4 separate regions of the Mus musculus genome follow, and regions 2, 3 and 4 are each linked to region 1. Evidence: chromatin loops called from intact Hi-C (ENCODE). Cell type or tissue: left cerebral cortex. All regions are shown on one strand. Each heading gives the region's core, and the rest is flanking DNA. Links, peaks and the distances in the headings are about the cores only.

Evidence for each region. Hi-C counts contacts between places; a loop is a spot of excess contacts. Peaks named below come from ENCODE experiments on the same cell type or tissue, not always from the same donor. Only the 100,000 strongest peaks of a DNase experiment are listed, where the experiment ranks them.
Region 2: a loop joins it to region 1, with 2.1 times the contacts of the local background. A loop is called at or near these places in 11 of 42 quality-filtered maps.
Region 3: it touches region 1 in a loop (2.8-fold over the local background); 10 of 42 quality-filtered maps call a loop at or near these places.
Region 4: it touches region 1 in a loop (7-fold over the local background); 12 of 42 quality-filtered maps call a loop at or near these places.

What each region holds. Positions count from the first base shown.
Region 1 is chr8:94,700,438-94,705,863 of GRCm38, reverse strand. It overlaps n-TLcag5 (a tRNA gene), which reads right to left and starts at 2,233; the gene lies at 2,151-2,233. n-TLcag4 (a tRNA gene) reads left to right here and starts at 1,778; the gene lies at 1,778-1,860. In left cerebral cortex, for the core only: CTCF peaks have their summits at 1,660 (motif pointing left) and 2,827; DNase peaks (open chromatin) are centred at 1,257, 1,714, 2,308 and 2,839; H3K4me3 peaks cover 2,123 bases; H3K27ac peaks cover 2,128 bases.
Region 2 is chr8:94,328,248-94,333,673 of GRCm38, reverse strand. Slc12a3 (solute carrier family 12, member 3) reads right to left here and starts at 4,466. Exons shown (of 25, transcript NM_001205311.1): 1 at 4,161-4,466; 2 at 3,151-3,297; 3 at 1,948-2,023; 4 at 352-447; 5 at 2-141. The coding sequence starts at 4,436. In left cerebral cortex, for the core only: a CTCF peak has its summit at 2,777 (motif pointing left); DNase peaks (open chromatin) are centred at 2,748 and 4,609.
Region 3 is chr8:94,340,862-94,346,287 of GRCm38, reverse strand. Slc12a3 (solute carrier family 12, member 3) reads right to left here. Exons shown (of 25, transcript NM_001205311.1): 11 at 5,411-5,426; 12 at 4,950-5,073; 13 at 3,161-3,262; 14 at 2,119-2,274; 15 at 1,395-1,494; 16 at 402-513; 17 at 1-6. Among named protein-coding and RNA genes, the nearest start is that of Slc12a3, 14 kb to the right of the region's middle. In left cerebral cortex, for the core only: a CTCF peak has its summit at 2,853 (motif pointing left); a DNase peak (open chromatin) is centred at 2,836.
Region 4 is chr8:94,769,050-94,774,475 of GRCm38, reverse strand. It overlaps Cx3cl1 (chemokine (C-X3-C motif) ligand 1), which reads right to left and starts at 2,296. Exons shown (of 3, transcript NM_009142.3): 1 at 2,142-2,296. The coding sequence starts at 2,211. In left cerebral cortex, for the core only: no CTCF peak of the experiment used is centred there; DNase peaks (open chromatin) are centred at 1,282, 2,333 and 3,186; H3K4me3 peaks cover 2,419 bases; H3K27ac peaks cover 2,439 bases.

The DNA.
Region 1 (5,426 bases), core at 672-4,671:
AGCAGTCACCTAAAACACGTACCAGGGGTGGCAGAGGAAGTGGCCGACCCTGGCCAGCGAGGCCCCTCTGTCCCGGCAGCTGCAGCAGGCTAATCTGTGTTCCAGACATGCCTTTCTCTGTCTGGTCTGTGCCCAGGAATGCTGGGGTTACTAAAGATGAGGTGATCCAAATGTGCTGGGCCCCCCACACCCAGGAGGACCTTGAGCAACTATGATTGAAGGAACAACTTCAACATCTGCCTGGAAGCCCCTGTCTCCTAATGGAAATGAGAACTCTGGCCCCTCCAAGGTCTCTGTGACTTCCTGCCTCTCTCTATTGACATCTTCTACAGTCCGGTGGTAGGGCCTGTCTGCTCTACAACTAGAACACAGCCTGTGCTCTCTCGGTTTGCTAGACCTGCCATCTTCCAGCCTGGCTCACCTCCCCAGACTCTCTGACTCCCACCTATTTCTCCATGAACAATTAAAGGGCTCCTTCTAAGGGGCCACCAGGACCTGCCCCAATCCCGCTTAAGACACTCTGGTGATACACTACAGACAAGGTAAAGCTAAAGTCCTTTCTCTAACACCCAGCCTGGTGTAACGATGCAAACTTAAGCCTCCTTCACTCTAATCTCAGTGTCTTGCTGACTTTGACATGCCACCTTTCCTACCAAGAGCACAGTTCTCTCTGCCTGAGAACCTTCGCATTTACTGGGTCTCTCATCAAATGTTCCTCCTCTCCCCATCAACACTGATTTTGTTTGCCTATATCCTTTTGAACTCACTGAAACCTTATCAAGCCTTTTGTACCAATGTCTGTAAAACCTCTAGCCATTCTTTATTGTTTTTCTCTCCCATCAATGTATTTTCTAACCATTCTTAATCATTTTTGGTTTGACACAGGATTTAGCCTGGAATTCACTATGTAGACTAGAACTCACACAGAGATCAACCTGCTTCTGCCTCCTGAGTGATGAGATTAAAAGCACGTATGGCTCTTAGTCGTTATTTTTTTGTTTGTTTTTATTTACCATCGTTATTATTGTGGGCACGGTATGCCATCCTTATTTATACCTTTGGAAATAACATGAGGAACAGCTTCTTTTGGGCTGAGGTTTTCTGTTTCCGTGAGCAAGTCTGAGGTTTGAGAAGGGGGCGAGAAGGAACAGAAAAAGGCAAGGGGCGGAGAGGAGCGATGAGTCACGAAATAACTGAAAGCGAGACGGCGCGGGGATAGGGGGCATCTGACCTGCATACTATTGTGTGTCAGGCACTGTGTGGGCACTGAAGACACGGCCAAAACCCGGATCAGACCGTGTCGCTGCGGGATTCATCTAAGCTAGAGTCTGAAACAAACCAGTAACCCTGCAAATGGGTCGCTGAGGTTTTGATCACCTTTAGGCAAGGGGACCAGGATTTTATGACGTCAACCGGGTCAGGGTAGCAAAGGCTAAGCACCGTTAGCTGCCGCGAATATACGGACCTGATTGCCACGTACCATAAAGACACGAAGGTGGGGATGCAAAAAAAAAAAAAAAAAAAAAAAGCAAGGATGCTGGCAGATCCGCAGGAAACAAGGATGAAGGGCACAGTTTCTGCATTCATTTAAAAGAAACTGCAGGTCTGGCGCCTTCTGAGTTTTCTAGCGAGTGGCGAGTGCCACCTGCCGGTCATTCGTAGTATTACATAGGGTGCTTGCTCCGCCCAGTGCAAAAAATCCCAGAAGCTACTTCATTACGCATGCGCACATTGAGAGGCTTACAAAGAGGACTGACTAGGCGCTCTGTTTCCAGTTGTCAGGATGGCCGAGCGGTCTAAGGCGCTGCGTTCAGGTCGCAGTCTCCCCTGGAGGCGTGGGTTCGAATCCCACTTCTGACAAGTTGCTCTTTTCTTCATAATTCAATTTATACATAAAGTGAATTAGGTAATAATTATCGACTCTTCATAATATACTCCTCTTCGTCGTTTTAAATGCTATTGTATACTTTTTAAAACTATCTTCTTACTACCTATTTCTTTGATTTGAAACTGTAAAAAGAATTCCAGGAGCGGGGGAGGGAGAGAATGATTATTCCCACTCTGGTGTCTCAAGCGCAGGTCTAGTTTTCAAATTTGCTTTTAATTTTTAGAGAGAATTACTGGAGGGGGAAAAAAAAAAACAGGAATTCTGTCAGAAGTGGGATTCGAACCCACGCCTCCAGGGGAGACTGCGACCTGAACGCAGCGCCTTAGACCGCTCGGCCATCCTGACATGAGAGTTGGTCCTTTTCATGTTCATTTTAGTTATTGGCACTCTGTAACACCACCGCTGCCACGCCACCACCACTACCCTACCCCACCATCACCCCGGTCGCACAGACACATGCTTGCTTGGCATCTACAGCCAGCGTTTCTCCTGCTTTGTGCAATGCAATGTCTACAGTCCAGTCTACCCAGGGTTTAAAAATCACCGGTTAGTAGCAGGGCGTGGCGAGCTTCATCTGTAATTCTAGCACGCAGTAATCTAAAGCAGAAAAATCGCCTCGAGTTCCAGACCAGCCTTTGCTATGGAGTTAGGCTCGATCTCAAATAAAATAAAATATTTTTTAAAAATAAATTAAAAACCCTAAATAAACAACAAGAAACACATACAGTGTTAACAAGACTCCCCCTCTTTCAAACGGACCTGTAGCTGTTTTCACTGGAAATGTCGCCAAAAACCTGTTTCTCTCACATTCTATAGAGAAGAACTATAGATGTAAATACAAGGACGAGCTACAGTTAACTGAATTCTAGACGACCCCCGGCTCCGCGCCACAGGATGCCCGAGGCGTCTTAGTAAGACAGACTGGCTGGAGATGGCCTGCCGGCAGGGGATGCTGTGAGCACAGCCATCGGCTTCAGAGAAAATGGAGATCTTAGGGAGAGAACTGTCGTCTGCCTTCAAAGCCCTGAAGGTGCCATCAGTCCTTGAGCCCTGGCTGGAGGATGTTGGTTTGTAAGGGCGTTGGAGGGTTAACGTAATGGGGCATCTGAGTAGATAGCCCGGTCACCAGAGACATTCACGACCAAGCTGGCCAGTCGCCCAGTAGAGAGGTGTTTTATTGCTGCTGTCAAAGTACCAAGCTTGTTTGTGTGGCTGGTTGGTTGATGGCTTTTGACCAGAATCTTGCTATGTCGTTCAGATTATCCTGGAACTTGCTATCCTCCTGTCTCAGCCTTCTGAATGCTACAACTATATACAGACATGTAAGTCACAGAGCCTAGTTTAATCCTAATTTTTTCAAGCCCCGCCCCCACCCACCCCCCCACTTCCTGCTATTTTCCACCATCAGTAAACAAGAGTTTCTACTTCATATTCTTTTGCCTCCCAGTTGAATTTGTGGTGAGACATATTCTGTTGTTGGTGTTTGTAGAGCTTTGTTGTTTTTTGAATCTATTGTTGTGTTGGAGTTGTGTGTGTGTGTGACTTTTTTTTTTTAATTTGTTTTTCTTTTTGGAACAGGGTCTCACATAGCCCAGGATGGCCTCAGAATCGTTAAGTAGTCGATGATGTCTTTGAACTCCATTCACTTAGGGTTACCCAGCCAGGACCGAACTCATGCTAAGCAAGTACTCTACCAACCTAGCTAGCTAGCTACAGCCTTCTCCTACAGATACATTATTGTCTCCTCTTCTCTTCTCTTCTCTTCTCTTCTCTTCTCTTCTCTTCTCTTCTCTTCTCTTCTCTTCTCCTCTCCTCTTCCTCTTCCTCTTCCTCTTCCTCTTCCTCTTCCTCTCCTCTCCTCCCCTCCCCTCTCCCCTCCTCTCTTTCCTTCCTTCCTTCCTTCCTTCCTTCCTTCCTTCCTTCCTTCCTTCGTTTTCTTCCTTCCTTTGTTTCTACCTTTCTTTCTTTCTTTCTTCCTTTCTTTTATTTTGTTTGTAAATGCATATTTAAGTCCTGGCTACATGAAAAAACTTTGTCTCCCAACAAAAATCCCAGCACTTGGGAAGCAGAGGCAGAGTTCAAGAGTTCAAGGCCAGCCTGGTCTACTGAGCTAGATCTTGGACAGCCAAGACCACACAGAGAAACGGGGGGGGGGGGGGGGGACGACGGGGGGGGGGGGGACGACGACACGGGACACACAGAAACACCAAAACAAGCAAAAAGTAACTTCTCAAAGTAAACTGTTTCTCAATTTAAAACCCATAATCGCAGCCATTAAGAGGTAAAGAACGGAGAATTAGGAGTTCAAGATTTTCCACCACTACAGAGTGAGTTTAAGATTAGCCTGGGCTACATGAGACATTATCTTTAAAAACGAACGAAAGGAAGGAAGGAAGGAAGGAAGGAAGGAAGGAAGGAAGGAAGGAAGGAAAAAGAGAAGAGAAGAAAAGAGGAAAAGAAAAAAGAAAAGAAGAGAAAAGAAAAGAAGAGAAGAGAAAAGAAAAGAACACCCCAGCATGAGGCTGGCTGGAAGTCAGTGTTAGCCTGTGGTAGGGTGACGAAGGACTAGTTAGTTACCCAAGGAGTTGGTTGTCATGCAGCAAGTCAAAGAGAGTGAAGCTCCTCTCCAAGTTTCCAAATTTCACCATGGAGGGGGGGGGGGGGGGAAGGTGGCTCAGTGGGAAACAATTTGATGTGCGAGTGTGAGGTGCTGTTTTAATACCAAGAACCTGGGCAAGCCTGTCTTGCTGCCTTAGGCACTACATCCAAGTGGCTCATAATTTTAAAAAATTCAGTATGTACACTAACCTCATTTTTGTTAAAGTAGATGAAAGGTTTTAAAAAAAATAAATGCATACAAGTGTCTTTATTTCTACACAGCTACACCAGTGAAAATTAAAAAACAAACAACAAAAAAAAAAAAAGAAAGAAAAAGATCTGAGAAAATTCATTCAAGTCTTAACAGCCATTTATTAAAGGGCACACCTGGGTCTGCAGAGGGGGCTGTGACTGGCAACAAACCATGAACGAATGAATTAATAATTAATAGTTAAATTGGAAAGAGTCAACCCCACACCACTAGCACAAGTGTGAGACTGTCAGTATATGTGCTAGCAGGAAACTTGGAAGTCTATAGGAAGAGTCATGTACGTTTCTTAGAACTAAAATCTAACTTAATGAAAATAGTGTTATTACCCATCTCTCAACACTCTTAGTTTGTCTTCTTGGTTTTGTTGAGTGTGGGTGGTGTATGGGGCAGACAGTTGAGGGTACAGGTGACCCTGCCCATAGGGACATGCGGGGAGGCCTGAGCAGAACACCTACTTCCTCTTCTATTAATCTCTGCCTTGTTGTTTTGAGACGGGCTCTCTCGATGAACCAAAGCTCATTTCTGGGGCTGGAGAGATAACTCAGCAGGTAAGAGCACTGAGTGCTCTTCCAGAGGTCCTGAGTTCAAATCCCAGCAACCACATGGTGGCTCACAACCATCTGTAATGGGATCTGATGCCCTCTTCTGTTGTGTCTGAAGACAGCTACA
Region 2 (5,426 bases), core at 646-4,645, 370 kb after region 1:
CCTGCAGTAGGTCCCTTACGGTTTCTGCAAAGCCCACAGTGTGCATGGCCACACCCACAGCATTGGCAAAGGCGAAGATGAGGCCAATGGAGCCTCCCAGCTCTGGTCCCAGACTCCGGGAAATAAGGAAATAGGTGCCACCTAGCGGGCAGAGCAGAGGGCCAGAGAAGAAACTGTAGTGCAAGAGGGGCAGGACCAAGGGCCACAAGGTGGACAATGGAGACCAGCTTGAGAGGTAAAGAGCCCCTACAAGTCCCCATCAGAAGCAAGGTGGGCATGACAGGGTACGCCAGGGGTGGGGCAGTAGCTCAGAATGCATGGTGTCCAGATAAAGATGGTCCCAGAACTCACCCGACTTGACCTTGCCATTGGTAGAGATGGCGGAGATGGAGAGGCCGGTGATGGATGTCACCATGACCGACAGCAGGATGATGAGCCAAGTCAGCACTGTGTGGGGGTGAATGAATGGGAGCACCCCAAAACTCAATCAACACACTTCTCAGGTCAGCCCCCTCAATCCCCATGTGACCCGAGTCCCTTTCTCTGAGCCTTAGTTTGCCACCTGAAGAACTGTGGGTCTCAGTCAGAGGCCGAGGTGCAGACCTGCCACCCCAGAATTTTGGAGGTAGAGAGTTCAAGGCCAGCCTGGGCAATAGAGAGAGAAGCCCTGGGCGTGATGTCACATGTATTTAATCCCAGCATTCACAAGGCAGAGGCGGGTGGATCTCTGTGAGTTCAAGACCAGCCTGATCTACATAGCAAGTTCTAAAACAATCAAGTTTACATAGAGAGACAGAACTCACTTCAAATAACAGCAACCCCCACAAAAAGCCCCCAAATATAAAACTCACTAAAAATAAAGACTAGAGATATAGCTCAGTTAGGACAATAAAAGTCTATTAAATAGCACAAGGCCTGGGTTTGAGCCCTAGTACCACATAACCCAGGCATGGTGGCACACACATTTAATTCTAGGAGCTAGAAATCCTGGTAGCTAGAACTCTAAGGTCATCCTTGGTTGTTACATAGTGAGTTTGAGACCTGGGATATACAGGAGTCTGTCACAAAAAAGCCAGAGCACCTGGGAGTTAGCAAGGTGCTTGGCTCACAAGCAGGATGATCTGAGTTTGGTCTCTACAGCCCACACCAAAGTCTAGGCAGGGTGGCATGCACCTGCAAGCCCAGTACTGAGGAGGCAGAGATTGGAAGATCCCTGGGGCTTGCTGGCCAGCCAGTCTAGTCTAGTTAGTGAGATCTGGGCCAATGAAAGATCCATCTCAGAGGAGGAGGATGGCTCCTGAGGTAGATGTCTGAGGTTTTCTCTGGACTCTGCACAATCAAATATAAAGATGCACAAGACAGCATGTGACACACACACACACACACACACACACATCTACCTCCCCAGACTAAGATAAGGTTGGTTTGTCTACTTTCCTTGGTGAGTTGATTAATAGCAAGTTCATGTGCCAATGTGTGAATAGTTTGCAGGCACAGAAAGAAAGTCGCCCCCTTTGGCAATATAAAGAAAGCAGTAGTTACCATGTACTGAGAGCCTTCAGGTACTAAAGCCTAGGCTGCCTTCCAGCACCTTGGAAGCTGCACAGCAGCTCTGGAGGCAGGAACTGTCATCAGACTCGTTTTACCCACGAGGAAACCAAGGCTCAGAGATGGTTGGCACTCAAGGCTACCCAGCATCTGAACTCTGGTCTTCTAGAGTCCCAGTTCTGAGCACAAATACTCTGCGCTAGAAGTCGGCTTGCCGAGGTACCCTGACACTGCTGACTCTGCATCCAATGGTCTCTTCCACTCCACCCCACCCGTGGCTGCTGCCATCTGAGGGTGTGCTGGGAAGGAGCGGACCTAGCCTGGAGTCTCTACAGCCCAAGGGGTTGGGACCAGAATGCAAGCACTCGTGCATTCCCTTCTCCTTGAGGTGGCACTCACCGATGCCCGCCTGCGCCGTAATCCAGGGGAGTCGCAGGTAGAGGATCACTCCCCAGATGTTGAGCATGCAACGGATCTGGCAGGAGAGTGGGGTTAGAGGCTTCCTGAGGGCCAGGTGCCCAAAGCCAAAGCCTCGTGTGCTTGTTCCCAGGTCTAGGGGACACCTGATGTTTCTTGTGCTCTCCCTCCCATGGGATCAGACTGCCTGGCTTGGGGGTGAAAGGGGAGGACAATTTTTATCCCACCTCCTCCCACTCTGCCGTGGAGGCCTGGCCAGCCACTGCCTTGGGCAGCTTATTGACCCCGGGCATAGTATTCTGAAGGCATCAGCAAAAGCCAGGGGAAGCCAGCACCCCACGTAGAGCAGAAATCAAAGCTCAGGTTGCTTCCATATTAAAGGCAAAGCCAGAGGTCATCACTGGGGCTGAAATTCCAAATGGGAGGGTCCGACAAGGCCTTTGGCCCTGCCAACTACTAGGGCCAGGTAGGGACGTGTGACCTTCACACTCATGAGATTTCTGGGGCTCACATCTGCTGAGATGAAAATCAGGGTGTGCCTGGTTCTGGCTAACACAGATCAGGGGGGTGTCCCAACTCTGAATGTGGAGCCCCCGGGGAGGGGGTGAAGGCTCTGGTTCTGCTTTCTCCTGTACCCCATCCCCACATCTTTGTAGAACCCTATATTGTCTTTCAAAGTCAAGGGCATTGAGTCTTTACTTCCTGAAGGGTTACTTATGCTTCATACTACAGCTAACACTAGGCTGTACCATGGTATGCGATGGGAGAGGAGGGATTGTCGATGTGTATGTTAGTGCTGCCCTCTAGTGGCCATGTGGGGAATTTCTTCTAATAACCCCCTAGCAGGCATTGATCCAAGAACTCTCACACCTAACAACTATTTTAATGCTCAGTTTTACGGGTGAGGAAACTGAGGCAGGAGTAGCTAAGTAACTTTCCTAAGGCTACAACACTAGTGAGTAGCTAAGCAGAGATCTTCTTAGGATTGGGTCTTGGCCAAGAGCGCCCAAGAACTGTGGGAAGCCAAATACAATTAATTGGAGGCCACTGCTGATGGGGAAACTGAGGCCCAAACTGAGCTCCAGGTCTAAACTGCTCACTAGGGCCTGAGAGTCAAAGCTGAGGCTGAATGGGGCTCTACCCCCACCCTGTCTAGACATCAAGCTCCGGGCCACAGCCACTCACCATCACCCCCTTGACCCAGCCGAAGCGAACAGGTTCTCCAGGGCTCTTCTCACTGTTGGTGCCTGTCTCATCTTCCACAAGTCCATCAGTCAGCTCACGACCTTGCCGTCCATCAAAGGCCAGGGCATGCAGGTGGCTACCTTCCTGCTGGGGGCCCAGAGACCAATAGGAGTCAGGCAATGGGGGTTAGGGGCTGGGTGTCTGTATTCAGTCTTGCCTGCCCCACTTTGCCACACAGGCAGCCCTTGGACAGCTTCCTGGGTACAATGCTACTCGAAGCTTGGAGAAACACCAGAGAGAGCAAGCAAGCTGAGCATTCAGAATGCTTCTGCTCCGGGAGGCTCCTCCCCTCTAGGGCAGAGGGCTGGAGTCTGACAAGCCTGCAGTCTGAGAAGTGACACGGGATGGGAGGTGAAGCAGTATGTCACACGCCACACACCAGGTCTCTGACACAGAGAGTCTTGAACCCAGGCCTGGACTCCAGCATGGTCATCTTCTATTTCGTATTCCTACCAACCGCAGCCTACTCTGGGACCTTCATCCCAGTACCTATCTCAGCATCCCTATTCAAACAAGGGGTCTTGTTTGGTCCCTTCAGAGGGAAGCTTTGAAACACGGAAGAGTGTTAGAGGTTAGAACATCCAACTGTTGGTGAAACCGTGAGGTGACAGGGATTGGACCCTCCAGCCTCCCAGACAGCGAAGCCGATGAGCTAATATTTGAGAGGGCTCACCATGCTCCCTCCCTCCCTCTCACAGTCTCTCCCAGCGGTGTGCAACCTGCATTTGTATAAGCAGCAGGCTATGCTATCATTGTGCTGCCGGTGCCTGGACAATATGTATTACTTGTGCCCCCAAGCTTCATGGCACCTCTGTCCACTATTCATTTGGGTGTCTTGACCCTAGAGGAAGATGCCCAGTCATTTTCACAACACGAATGACAGAACATGTTGGGCAATCATGCCAACGTTACCCAGCCAGGAAGCGGCCAGTCTTTGAACTTCTGCTTACCTTGAGGAATGAATGCAGGTCAGCCAGGGTGGGCCGCACCTTCCGGGGCTCACCGGGCAGAGCGCTGTTAGCATAGTGTTCGTAGGCCGGCACCACGTCTATGGTGTTGTAACCGAAGGTGCGCATGTATAAGGTGCTGCCGTGTGTTAAGTGGCTGGGCTGGCTGCTGTCACAGGCAGCTGGTGGGGGCTCATCGCCTCCCATCAGTGTGCTGATGGTGAAGCGCCCACTGCACAGAGCATCGCCAGGCAGCTCTGTCACGGGGAGCTCTGCCATTATGGCTCTGGGTATCAAAGGAGGGGACAAGAGTGGGCAAGGGCACTGAGGGTGGCTTTATAGGCTGGGAGGAGGCGGGAGCTTGGTCCAGACCGCCCATGGCAAGTGAGCAGGGTCTCTGCCAGGGTGGGGGGCGGAGCCATAGCAACTGCTGTCCTGCCCCCATTTATCTGATCATTGACACAGGGGCCAATTTGGAGCAGGAGGGCTGGGCTAGAGCCAGGGCCACATCCCTGAGTCCTGCAGTAGCCCTTCTAAGCCTAGGGTAGCAGAGGTTCTGCAGCTAGGACCCAGGAAGCAGCAGACATGAGAGAGGACCCAGAGAAGGCCTGCTGCAAGGTGCCTACCTACACTGCAGGTTAACAGTCCTCGTGTTGGGCACAATGTATTTCTTTCATTTTATTTACTAGTTTGAATGGATGTCATCTTAGGACATGCATATAAAAAAAAAGGAAGTCTGCCTTCCGATCTCCATCCCTCACAGTCTCAGCGTCTTTCCTGATACATTTCAATATACATAAGCCATTGTGATTAGTGGCCTCAAGCCAGACCTGCAGCCACCTCTTGACTGACAAACCTTGAGAGCTTGGTGCTGGCCACTGGCCTCTAGGGTAAACAGGCACAGTGCAGCCTGACCTACACATTCACAGGCTGGCCTACGGGGCTGTAGTTTGGAGCCCAGAGCAACTGGTCTTTCCCTCCCTGGAGCCATGCATTGTTCCCATGAAGTAGGAGATCTGGTCAGCAAAGGCTCCTAAGCCATTGCAGGGGCATTGCCCTGGGGTATGAAAGACACTCTGGGTCTTGATGATGAACTAGTGGATGTTGGATGTGTCCTAAGAAAGCAATGGACTTGTAGCTGTGAGGGGTCCCAGAGTCAGCCCTTACATTAATGGCCCCACCCATAACTATCTTTCCCTAAGAGGCTGGGCGTTCAGTAATCCATGGCTGTGGGGCACAAAAGCCTGGCATCCTGCCCTGTCTCTGGAA
Region 3 (5,426 bases), core at 643-4,642, 360 kb after region 1:
AGGTCCCTGTGGGTGAGGGACAGGTGGTATCATGGCTGTCCTCCCTCACCATCCAGCCTGCTCAGCCCTTGTCCCGTCCTAGAGGCTCCCCTGAGACTCGGAAGCACCGAGTAGTACTCTTGGTTAGAGCGGACGAGGGAAAGTGAAAGAGAATGAAAGCTAGAGGCAGCGCTTGGATGGTAGATGTAGGGTCAACCTCAGCTACAGAGTGAATTGAGCCAGCCTGGGCTTCATGAGACCATGTCTTAAAAGAAAGACCTGGCCAGATTCTGCTAGGTCCACTTCCCCTGCCCCTCCTATCCCTGGGTAGATGCTGCATCCAGGCCCCGCCCCCCACCCACACACCCTAGGGTATAGGTGCCCTCCCCCCACTCCCCACCCAGCCTCCCAGGAGTACTCACAATGAGCACATGACCACAAATCATTAGGCTTAGGTTCTGGGTAAATGTGCTCACAAAGTCCACAAGGGCTGGGCGGAAGTTGGGGGGCCCTGTAAGCACCAGGCACTGGGGGCTAGGGAAAGGAAGAACACAGCGTGAGGCATCAGGAAAGATGCTTTAGGTCCTTCATGCTAAAGGAAGATGCTCTCTGACTCCCGAATCCTGGTGGTCCTGGGTGAAACTTGTGTGCACTGGGACACATATTGTGACACATTGGGGAGGCTGTGATTCAAGGGATCTTTCAGGATTTTTTTTGAGGCCATGATATTATAAGTATCCCTGTCCTTCTTGCCTGGGCCATCAGACACACCAGCCTACCTACTTCCTTTGCCCTGGCAACCCCAGCGTGGCAAAAGCAGAGTACCGATCAGTCATAAGGAGGCCATTGTTTAAAAACTCACTGTACCTTGCCCAGATGCCCGAACCTTTATGTTGGGAGTCAGCACAGGTTAAGCATTCCTGTCAATCAGAGCCAGACTCATTGGTTCATTTACCAGCTGGGCAAACAGGGGTTGTTAACAGCTCCAAACCTCACTGGTCCTTTTCTGTGTCTGAGGTTAGTACCCTCAGAGGTTTGTCATGAGTGTCTGTGGTCACAGTAGGTGGGTCATAGATCTCACTGAATCTACTACAGCCAGGTGAGAAGAAGATGGAAGGTGAGTGACTTCCCTTACCATTAGGGACTAATTTTGAAGGGCAGGCTTGTCACTGTAACCAACCCAGGATTGTGTCATAGGAATCAGACCATGTGATCCTGACAGCATGGCGTCCACTGTGGAAACTGAGACATGAAGACCTCTCCCTTGCTTTGTCTCTATCAGGCCGTGCCTGACCCCAGTCCTACACTGGCTCTTCCACCTTGATGCTACCATCCTGGTCTACCATCCTGGACCTGCCAGGGCAAAGGACCATGGCTGGCTCCAGGCTCCCAGCTGGCCCCAAAGCCCTGCTCACCGGTAGTTCTTGATGTGGTCTTCCACCTCGTTGAGGCCCACGGAGTAGCTCAGGGCCAGATTGTAGGAGCCAGCCTGTACTGAGGAACCCCAGTTCACCTCTGTGGGTAGAGAGGCGAGAACAAGACTCAGAACTGCAGGAAGCAACCAGTCCTGTGGCGGTGGGGGGGAGGAGGGACTGTCCTGCTCTCTTAGGCACAGAGCACCTTGGGAGCAAGGCCGTGGATTGATGGACAGGTGGCATCTCTGTTCCTAATGAGTGCAAGTCTGACTCCAAGTGCCACATATATGGCCACCTAATTCAAGGACATGGAGCTAGGGGTTGAACTCCCATTAGACAAGCAGACCTCTGTGACCATCTAGAAGGCCATGTTCAGATGTAGAGGTTTACGGTTACCTCCCTCAGACTGCAGTCCATCCAGGACCCTGCCTCATGCAGGTAGACAGTTTTTCTCAGTGCCCACCTTTGCACAGTCACTCTTGGTCACCCTGCCCTGTATGTACACATTAGCAAGTAGCCCCTCTAGGAATCTGACAGAAGAAATCTGGCTCTCAGTGGGCATTTTCCTTTGAGCACCGAGCTCAGGAAGGCTGTGGTAGAGGCCAGCCTGAGTCCCACTTGAGGGTGAAGCCAAGGCCAGGCTCCAGCTGGGATGAGGGGCCTGCCAGGCTACATGGCTACCCAGGCAGGGAGTTGGGGGCCTCAGGGGTCAGTGGCCACACACCTGGCTTCTTGTAGATCACATAGAGCAGGAGGAAGAGGACGACTCCGATGGCAATGAGAGCAGCCCACCAGGTAAGCAGGAACATGATGACCACCGAGATCACTGCCCCAAACAGCGCCGCCCACTTGCTGTAGTATCGGAAGGAGGGTCTCCATCCTGGGCGGGGCCAGGCCAGTGCACATGCGCATGCTCAGGAGCATTCTCCTTCCCAGAGCTACAGCAATCTCCATGCTTCCACAATCGGGTGCTGCTGTCCTGGCCTGTACCCACTACCTCTAGGGCCCCACCAGCCTTAACTCCCGGGGTGGGGTAGGAAGGCTCTAGGGAGTACCACAATCTTGCCTGTTGGGCATTTATTTCACCATGGTGACAAGCTATACCAGGAAGGAAACATCCAGACCTGGTCAAACACAGTCCCAACATCAGCAACAGTACCAGATCCCAAGGGTCTTATGGAACCCAGGAGATTAAAGGGATGAAAAGAGGACTTGATTCTTCCTAGCTCTGTGCTATTTTAGGGCCACTTCTAGTGACCACTGTACCATGGTGCATCTCTAAGAGTGCCAGGCACAGTGTGTTCTGTCTGGAAAGTGGCAGGATAACAGGCCCTTTGAAGATCTGGGATTCAAGTATTTCTCTGCTCTCTATTGCCATCTGCTAGAAGGTTTGCAGCAGCCGAAGAAGCAGAACCACCACTCCAAAAATCTATGCAATTAAATTGCTGCAGTATAAACAGCGCCCCCTAGCGGTCATCTGTGCACAAACAGCTACACCTTCCGTGACTAGGAAATTCATCCCTTTCTGAGCAATCAAGACTTCTGACACCCGAGAAATTGGTGAAGGGTGGAACTATAGAACAACCTCCATCCCCCGTAAAGGATGCACTATGCTCTGTAAAGAATGGCTGGCTTTGTTAGGGTACAAAGATTCCCTTCGTGTGGTTTTAAATGTAGGCTGTCCACCTCCACCATGCCTCCCCGTCTCCCCCCTACCCCTCCCCGTTCCTCCCCACTTTTTTGTGGTTGGGAGAGAGTCTGCTCACCAGGTGAGTTGGTGATGGAGGCATGGAAGCAGCTGAAATTGATGAGGGCGTAGGAGCAGAGGAAGAAGTTGGAAATGATGGGGGCGATGGTGTTAAGTTCAGCTTCGAAGACCCAGAGAGAGAGGGGCAACACGTTGGGGCTCCACCACAGGAGCTGCCTGGCACACACTCACAAGATGGTCCCTAGCACAGCTAAGCCTGGATGCTCAGTCAACTCAACCTTCTCATCTGGGAAGCGAGTCCTTTGCCCCATGAAATTCCAAGGGTCAGTGTCTTAGAAAACCTTAGCGTCAGTTTTTACGAAGACGGAGAGAGCCGGCAAGATCACTCAGCAAGCATCGATGCTGCCCACCAAGCCTGCTGGCCTTCCATGCTGGAAGAAGGGGACTCCTGCAGGCTGTCCTCTGACCCTCATGTGTTCCTGCTCCCCCATAACAAATGTATAAAAATATTTAGAAGGTAGAAGACAGGGGGATGGGCCTTTTCAGGCTACTGGGTGACTAAGGACAGTGGCCATGACACTTTTTGATCTCAAATAAATGTAAGGAATGCATTTGTCAATGTGACCCAGGACCCCTGAGAACATTTCCCAGTCCTGTCCACAGTGGGCTTTCTCTCCCTTGTCTCCCTGGCCCCAGTACACTCACATAATCGTGTGCATGTTGAGCTTAGAGTCTCTCTGGGGAGCCCAGAGAAAGACAAGCAGCTCTTTGGGGACAGGTATTTCTTCACATAATCTTATTAGGTCCCCTTGAGTATTTAGGGCCATAGTCCTCAGTTGGGCTAAGTCAGAATCATCAGCCCAAAGGTACCACCCAGAAGCCTACAGCTCTAAGAATCGGGCCTGCGCCTGAGCAGTAGGAGACAGGGGTGGATCTTGAGAAGGCCAGACGACTCACTTCTCAGTCTCCTAGGTGAGCCACTTCTTCATATGATGGAGGATCTAGTATCTAGAATCTTCCTTTGGGCAATAGCGACCAAACTATTAGGGCAAGTCTTATGGGTGGGTGACTAATGGGACCAACCTGAGCAGCAGGGATCTAACTCTAACAGGAAGGTGTTGGTGGGAGGGGTGAGGAAGAGGGGAAGGGAGGGAGTGGGGCAGGGACTGTCACGTTATAGGGTAGTCGCTTCTCTTTTTCGAATTCTGCATCCTCGGCTGCATTAACTAGGAGATATTTGGGTATGTGCATCTGTATGGGGTTGTGCCCTCCCACACGCTCTCTTTCTGCCCATCTGAGGCTTACGAACTATGCACTGCCCCTTACTCTACAGCGGAGCAAACGGTGGCTCAGAGAAAGGACTTATCAACGGTCAAAGCCAGCAGAGACCAGTCTACCTAACCGCTACATGGGTGAGAGGCTGGCTTTGTCTAGTTTATGCATGTATACAGATAGTGACTGAGCTAGCCATTTGTGTCAGCTTGGCCCATCACCGGTGTCCTTGGGGCGGAGGGGTGGTGTCCCAGCTGTCAGGACACTGGAATGCAGAAAGCAGGAAAGACACAGAAGTTCCCTCACTACCTGGCGTGACTCGCCACCCTGTCTGGAGGGGGAAAGGATTGTGTGGCCTTCCAAGGGCCTTCCAGGCTGGGCTTCACCCAGGCAAAGGTTCATGTTCTGGGACTGGGGTGTGGCTCGATAGTAAAGCAGTGTTTAGTTTGTGCCTGGCCCTGGTTGGTCCCATCCCCAGCACCAAGTAAGTGCTGTTCACTGAGTGCCCAGTGACATGGGGGTAAAGGGAGCGGGTCCGAGGACCTTCACAGGGGGCAGGAGGAGGAGCCCCTTACCAATGATGATGAAGGCCACAGCAATGGCATAGGCCAGCAGGTAGCCACGCACAGGCTCCCTGTTCTTGCCATAGCCTTTGCCAAAAAAGCCAATCAGAGGGTACAGCTGGTCTTCACACAGGCACTGTGGACAGTGAATGAAAACCACACTCGAACTCTAGCTGGGACCTCCCCTTTGCCCTTCTCAGGGCCAACCGTGCCCTTGACCCTGTGTGCCCACACCTCAGCAGGTTTCCACTTCTGAGAATGATAAATAACCCAGCCCTCGCCTCGCCACAGAGATAGGGCTACTTCCTTTAAGAGTTTGCTAGCCTGTTTCCCTTCCCTTCCACCCAGACCCATAGCACATGACCCACTTCACAGCAGCCTGGATGGGAGGGGCATGGGGAAGTGGGGATCTTCCTACTCAGCTCTTCCTAGCCATAAGCCCCCCCCCCCAGGCCTTCTTTCTGCAACCTCACCTGGAAGACCTTAGCA
Region 4 (5,426 bases), core at 705-4,704, 69 kb before region 1:
ACCATCATCCTATAGGGAGCTCATTCATTTCCCAACCTTCTTCCCACAGATAATGTCAACATCATGTAGGCATAGAACAGCACATTTCCCATAGGCCCCTCTCAGGAGGCTGAGGCAGGAGGAGAGCTACATGGAAAGACCCTGCCTCAAAAACAAAACATAAACCAAGCAAACAACACAAGTTAAGCCACCCCTCCCTTCCTGTGCTTTTTCCTTCTAACAGACCAAATGGCTTACTGGTTTATTTTTGTGTATTGCAGCCAAATTTCAGCACCCTGAGAGCTGGGCCCCGTGGGCCCTTTATTCCCTGCTGTGGTCTTAGCAACCAGAAATGCGCTTGTCGCACAGCAGGTGTCCAGTTTGCCAACCAAATGAATGGATGAGATGCATGCAGAGGTGCTTAATGGCATATAAAACCTCGACCAACAGAGAAGTGTGTGTGTGTGTGTGGGGGGGGAGCTTCTAATTAAATCCATAGGGCCCTCGATCTGACTGACACTGGAGCTGTCCGCCTCTGCCCCCCTCCACCCCCACTGAGGATGGGGGAAGCAGGCTGGAACAGCTGAAAGCAGATATATTTTTTTTCTTTCTTTTTCTCTTTCTTGCTGAGACTTGAGTGGGAGTGAATGCGTCAGTGCTGGAGAGCAGCCTTCCCTGCTCCAACTTGCATTTGCAGGTTTGTTACATAAAGCGCTGAGCGCTCGCTCGCTCGCCTGACACAGCCCTGCAGACCCACATTTGGGGACTGACGCAGATGCCCTGCACCAGCCTGCAGCATCCCTAAAGCCTGAGACACCCCCCCCCCCTTGCTGAGGGAGCTCTAGGGTGAACCCAGCTGAATACCTCATTCAAGGGGAGAAGAAACTGAGGTTCACTGGGGTTGAGTCATCCATCCTCACTGTGTCCTGGCAAAGCCAGCAACCACGATTAGGGTCCTCAGGCATCAGACATTCTGGGTTTTCTTTTCAACCTTGCCTAGGATTTCCCTATAAGCTTAGGAAAGTGATAGCTACCACCATGACCACATGCACTTTCCAAAATGCCTCCCTAGACACTGGAGTTTTCTCACCGGTAAGGCGTGAATGCTACAGCAGTTGGGACCAGAGAAGTCAAGACCCTGCTCCATTGACACACAGGGAGGTGATGGCAAAGCAACCTCCATCTGATTCCTACTTCCCCGTGCGCACTGTCTACAAATATCTCAGGCTTGAGGGCCAGAGCTCAGACAGCAGAAAGGCAGGCACAATTTTATCCCACCACCCCCACTCCCACCCACTCACCCACCCAGCTCCCTGTGGCACTGGTGATTTAGTTCCATGGAGATATCCTTGATGCTGGGGGTTGGCTCTCATTTTTTTCCAGTTTCACAGTGCGCCCTAAGGCAGAGTGCCACCTTCTCTGAGCGACAACCTGCTAATTTAGCCTGGCTAAATAGCCTCGGCCCTCCCTGAGGATGGAGCTCTAGAGGTTAAAGGAGGTGGAATGGTCAAAAGAGAAGGTGGGCAAGGCTGTTGGTCTCTCCTTCCTTAAGTCCCTGGGCATCACTCTCTCCTGCCCTGCATACTGGCTGAGCATCCTCAAACAGATCTCTAGCTCTAGCTCTCCATCTTTCCTATGTCCCTAGGAATGTCTACACCTTGTACTACCAGGTAGTGGACTCCAGGAAGCAAGTCCGTAGAGACAAAATATTTTCTAAGCTGGGTTTGGAGAAAGTGGCAAGGATGATGGGGGAGACACAGGCAGAGAGACGACAAGCTGCACGCCAGTACTAGAGACAAGCTCCATCCCCATGAGCTGCAGTGACCTTGACCTTAACTATTTCTGGGGGCCTGGAGCGACAGGGCAGGGGAAAGTCCTACCTAGTCCCTGGCCCCGGGCCAGAGCTTATACAGGTTATAGTTAACCTCAGTAGGAAGAACCACCTCTTGTCCGTCAGCCAGGAGCCTGCTCAGGTTTCCCTCAGCCCTCGCTCTCCTCCCCACACAGCTTCTGTCTCCCACAGACACCTCCGAGGTGTCTCCCCGACTCCCACCCCAGAAGCCACTGGGATGGCTGGGACTCGCGGGGGCCTATTTTCCCCAGGGAGATGCAGTCTGCATACCCTTCCTTTCTCCCCGAGGTAGGGTCCGGGACCCACTCACCCGGCAGCAGAGTACACAAATGGAAGAACGCGGCCAGGCGCAGCAGCCACGCGAGCGGCGAGGGAGCCATGGCTGGAGTGCAGGAATTCGGCGGGCCAGGAGGCTGGGCCGTGTCGCAGCTCCTAGTAGTCACTCGCGGCTGGTCTCGGTTGCTTTTTATAATGGGCTGGCAGCCTCCGCCCCCGGCGCCCGCAGTAGGAGGCGGTGGGAGGGGAGAGGAAGAGCCTGTAGCTGCGGCTGGATTCCTCCCAGGTTGCCAGGGAACCAGTTGCAATCCTGCGCTGGGCTCCGCTGCGGGAGCGGCGCGATGGGAACCTGGTGGGTTAGCAGGGTTACCTTCCCTGGAGAACCTAGGTCTTGTCTAAGCCGGACACTGAGCCAGGGACATGCAGAGCGCTGGTCCCCGCCAGGCCGGATCTGCCAAGCTCTTTCTTGATCTGGGGGCAGATGGGGTCTTTCGCCCATGCGATGCAGAACCCCCAGCAATCACCCCTTAAAATCCCCAGATACATTTCAGCCTATGCATCTGCTGGACTCAACACCGAACCTGGCAAGCAGTTTCCTGAAACATAGATCCAGTCCTGCCTTCTATGGACAGGTGGGGAAACTGAGACCCAGAGAAGGGAGAGACCATTCCAAATCACACAGAGCTTCACTCGATAAACTTATCAAGACCACGGAGGAGAAGACTGCAGAGCCAGGGCTGCTGAGGACATGGACATGGAGGGAACATGGGCCTCCTGGCCTCCTTAGCTGTTGTGTAGCCCCTCTAGCCTTTGCTCTATCCAGGGCTGGCTGTGCCTTCTGCTAGCTCCCGAAACAGCACAGCCACGAACTTGTCTTCGGAGCTAAGGGTCTCTTGGCTCCTCTTGGACCCTAATGCAGAGCCTTAGAGAGGTCCTGCCTCCTTCCAGGGTAGCTCTGCCACTGTAGAGTCTGGCTAACCCAGCTTCTGGCTCGGATCTTCCAGAAGCTTTCTCCATGAGACCAGGCAAGACCTAGCAGCAAAGCTTGGGTACTGCACACAACCTGACTTCCCGGAAGACAGGGAGTACAATCCTGGGAGTCTAGAAAAGTCAGAGCCTCCCCAGCCTCGGGCTGGGAGTGAATTGCGCTACTCTTTTTGGGCTGCCAGCCAGAAGGAAAAACCAGTTTGTGTAGAAAACTGTCCTAGGCTAAGGTGCCAGTTGGACCATAGCCAGCCTGGTCCAGACTGCAGAGGCTGCAGCTGCCGCCCCCGAAGACCTCGTGCTCTCTCCTGCTATACATTGTAGCAGGGCTAGCACCTGGTGTGGGTACTGATAGTGTTGAGGGTGGCTGTCCTGGCAGGGATCAATATCCACTGAGGCCCAGAGAACCTGCCCTCAGCTGGCCAGATAAGAAGCCAGGAAGCCTCATTTTACAGCTGGAGAGACTTAATAAGAAGTGATAAAAATGGAGGGCTGGGCCAGGTAGGGTACCTCATGTTTGTAATTGCAGCACTGAAGAGGTGGAGGAAGGATCGTCTAAAGTTCAAGTCTAGCCTGGGCTACATAGTGACTTCCAGCCTGGCTAGAACAAAAACAAAAACAAAAACTCCAAACCAAACAGGGAAATAAAACCCAGAAGTCTAGGTTTCTTTGTGCCTGTGCAGCAGATAGGATAAGAAGGAGGGGCGGGGGGGGGACCAGAGGAAAAGGGAGAGAGAAGAGAGAGAAGACAGGGGTAGGTAGGGGAATCCAAGGAGGATTATGGGAAATCAACACTTACATATTTAAAGGGAAAGGATCTGGGAATGGAGACTTGGAATCCCTGACTGGAGGGTGAGCTCCAGAGTAGAATTTGGAGGGCAGGGAGATGGTTTGCAGGATGCAAGCCTGGCTCCAGAGTTATTGTGAAATGTTTGGATTCTGTAAAATTAGGAAGGAGGCACTAAATTAACTCTGATCCAGGCACTCTCTAATAACGTTTCCCATGGTGCTGGGGACATAGCTCAGCTGTACAGCACTCACCTGGCATGCCAAAAGCCTGGTGTCTATCCCCAACTAAACAAAACTTAATGGAGTTCCATGTTTAACACACATAGTCATGATAACACACCCAGGCTATAAGGCTAACATCCATCACTGTGGTGGGCTGCTTTATGGATGGAGTAGCTGAAGATAACCAGGGAGGAAGTCAAGAAGGATGGGATGACCAACTAGCTGTCTCTTGGGTCTGAGTCACCACCCACTGGCAAGGAACCATTTGATAAGCAAGTGTCTGAACTGAGAAGGTAAAAACAGCTTTACCCGAACTTGCTCAGCTCCAGGGGCAGTCCGTGCTCCCTCTAGACCCAGCTTCAGCTCCAGGAGCATTCCGTGCTCCCTCCAGACCTAGCTTCAGCTCCAGGGGGCAGTCTGTGCTCCCTCCAGAACCAGCTTCTCATCTACAGATGGTTGGTCCCACCCATCTCATCCAGGTTTCAAGGAGTGACTGTTGAGATGCAGTTTGGACACAGTAGCCAGGCTTTCAGGCCCATTGACCCAATTCAAGCTCAACTCTGCCCTTCCTAAAGGTCCCACTTGGGCAGGTTACTAATGCTCTATGTACTGCAGTGTTTCTGTCTGTAGTATGCTGAGGTGGTTTGAAATTTTCTGTTTTGGTTTGGTTTTTTGGTTTTTTGAGATAGGGTTTCTCTGTGTAGCCCTGGCTGTCCTGGAACTCACTCTGCAGATCAAGCTGGCCTTGAACTCAGAAATCGGCCTGCCTCTGCTTCCCAAGTGCTGGTATTAAAGGTGTGCGCCACCAAGCCCAGCAGTGGTTTGAATTTTGACCCCCATCTACTCTTGTATTTGAGTTTTTGGCCCATGGGGAGTGGCACTATTAGCAGGTGTGATCTTGTTGAAGGAAGTGTGTCACTATGGAGGTGGGCTTTGAGGTCTCCTACACTCCAGCTCTGCCCAGTGTGGAATCAGTGTCTCCTCCTTGTTGCCTGCAGAACAGTCTCCTTCTGCTGCCTTCTGATCAAGATGTAGAACTCTTGGCCCCTCCAGCATCATGTCTGCCTGCATGCTGCCATGCTTTCCACCATGATGATAACGGACTAAACCTCTAAAACTGTAAGCTAGCCCCAGTTAGATGTCTACCTTTATAAGAGTTGCCTTGGTCATGGTGTCTCTTCACAGCAATGGAACCCAAACTAAGACAGATGCTAATGGCTACCACTGCAAGTCCCCAGGGAAGTGAATGAAACTGAGGGCTTTTTTGGTGCCCAGAACACAAGAGTGTGCTAATGTTTGCAAATCCCTTGTGTGTGCCTGGGGC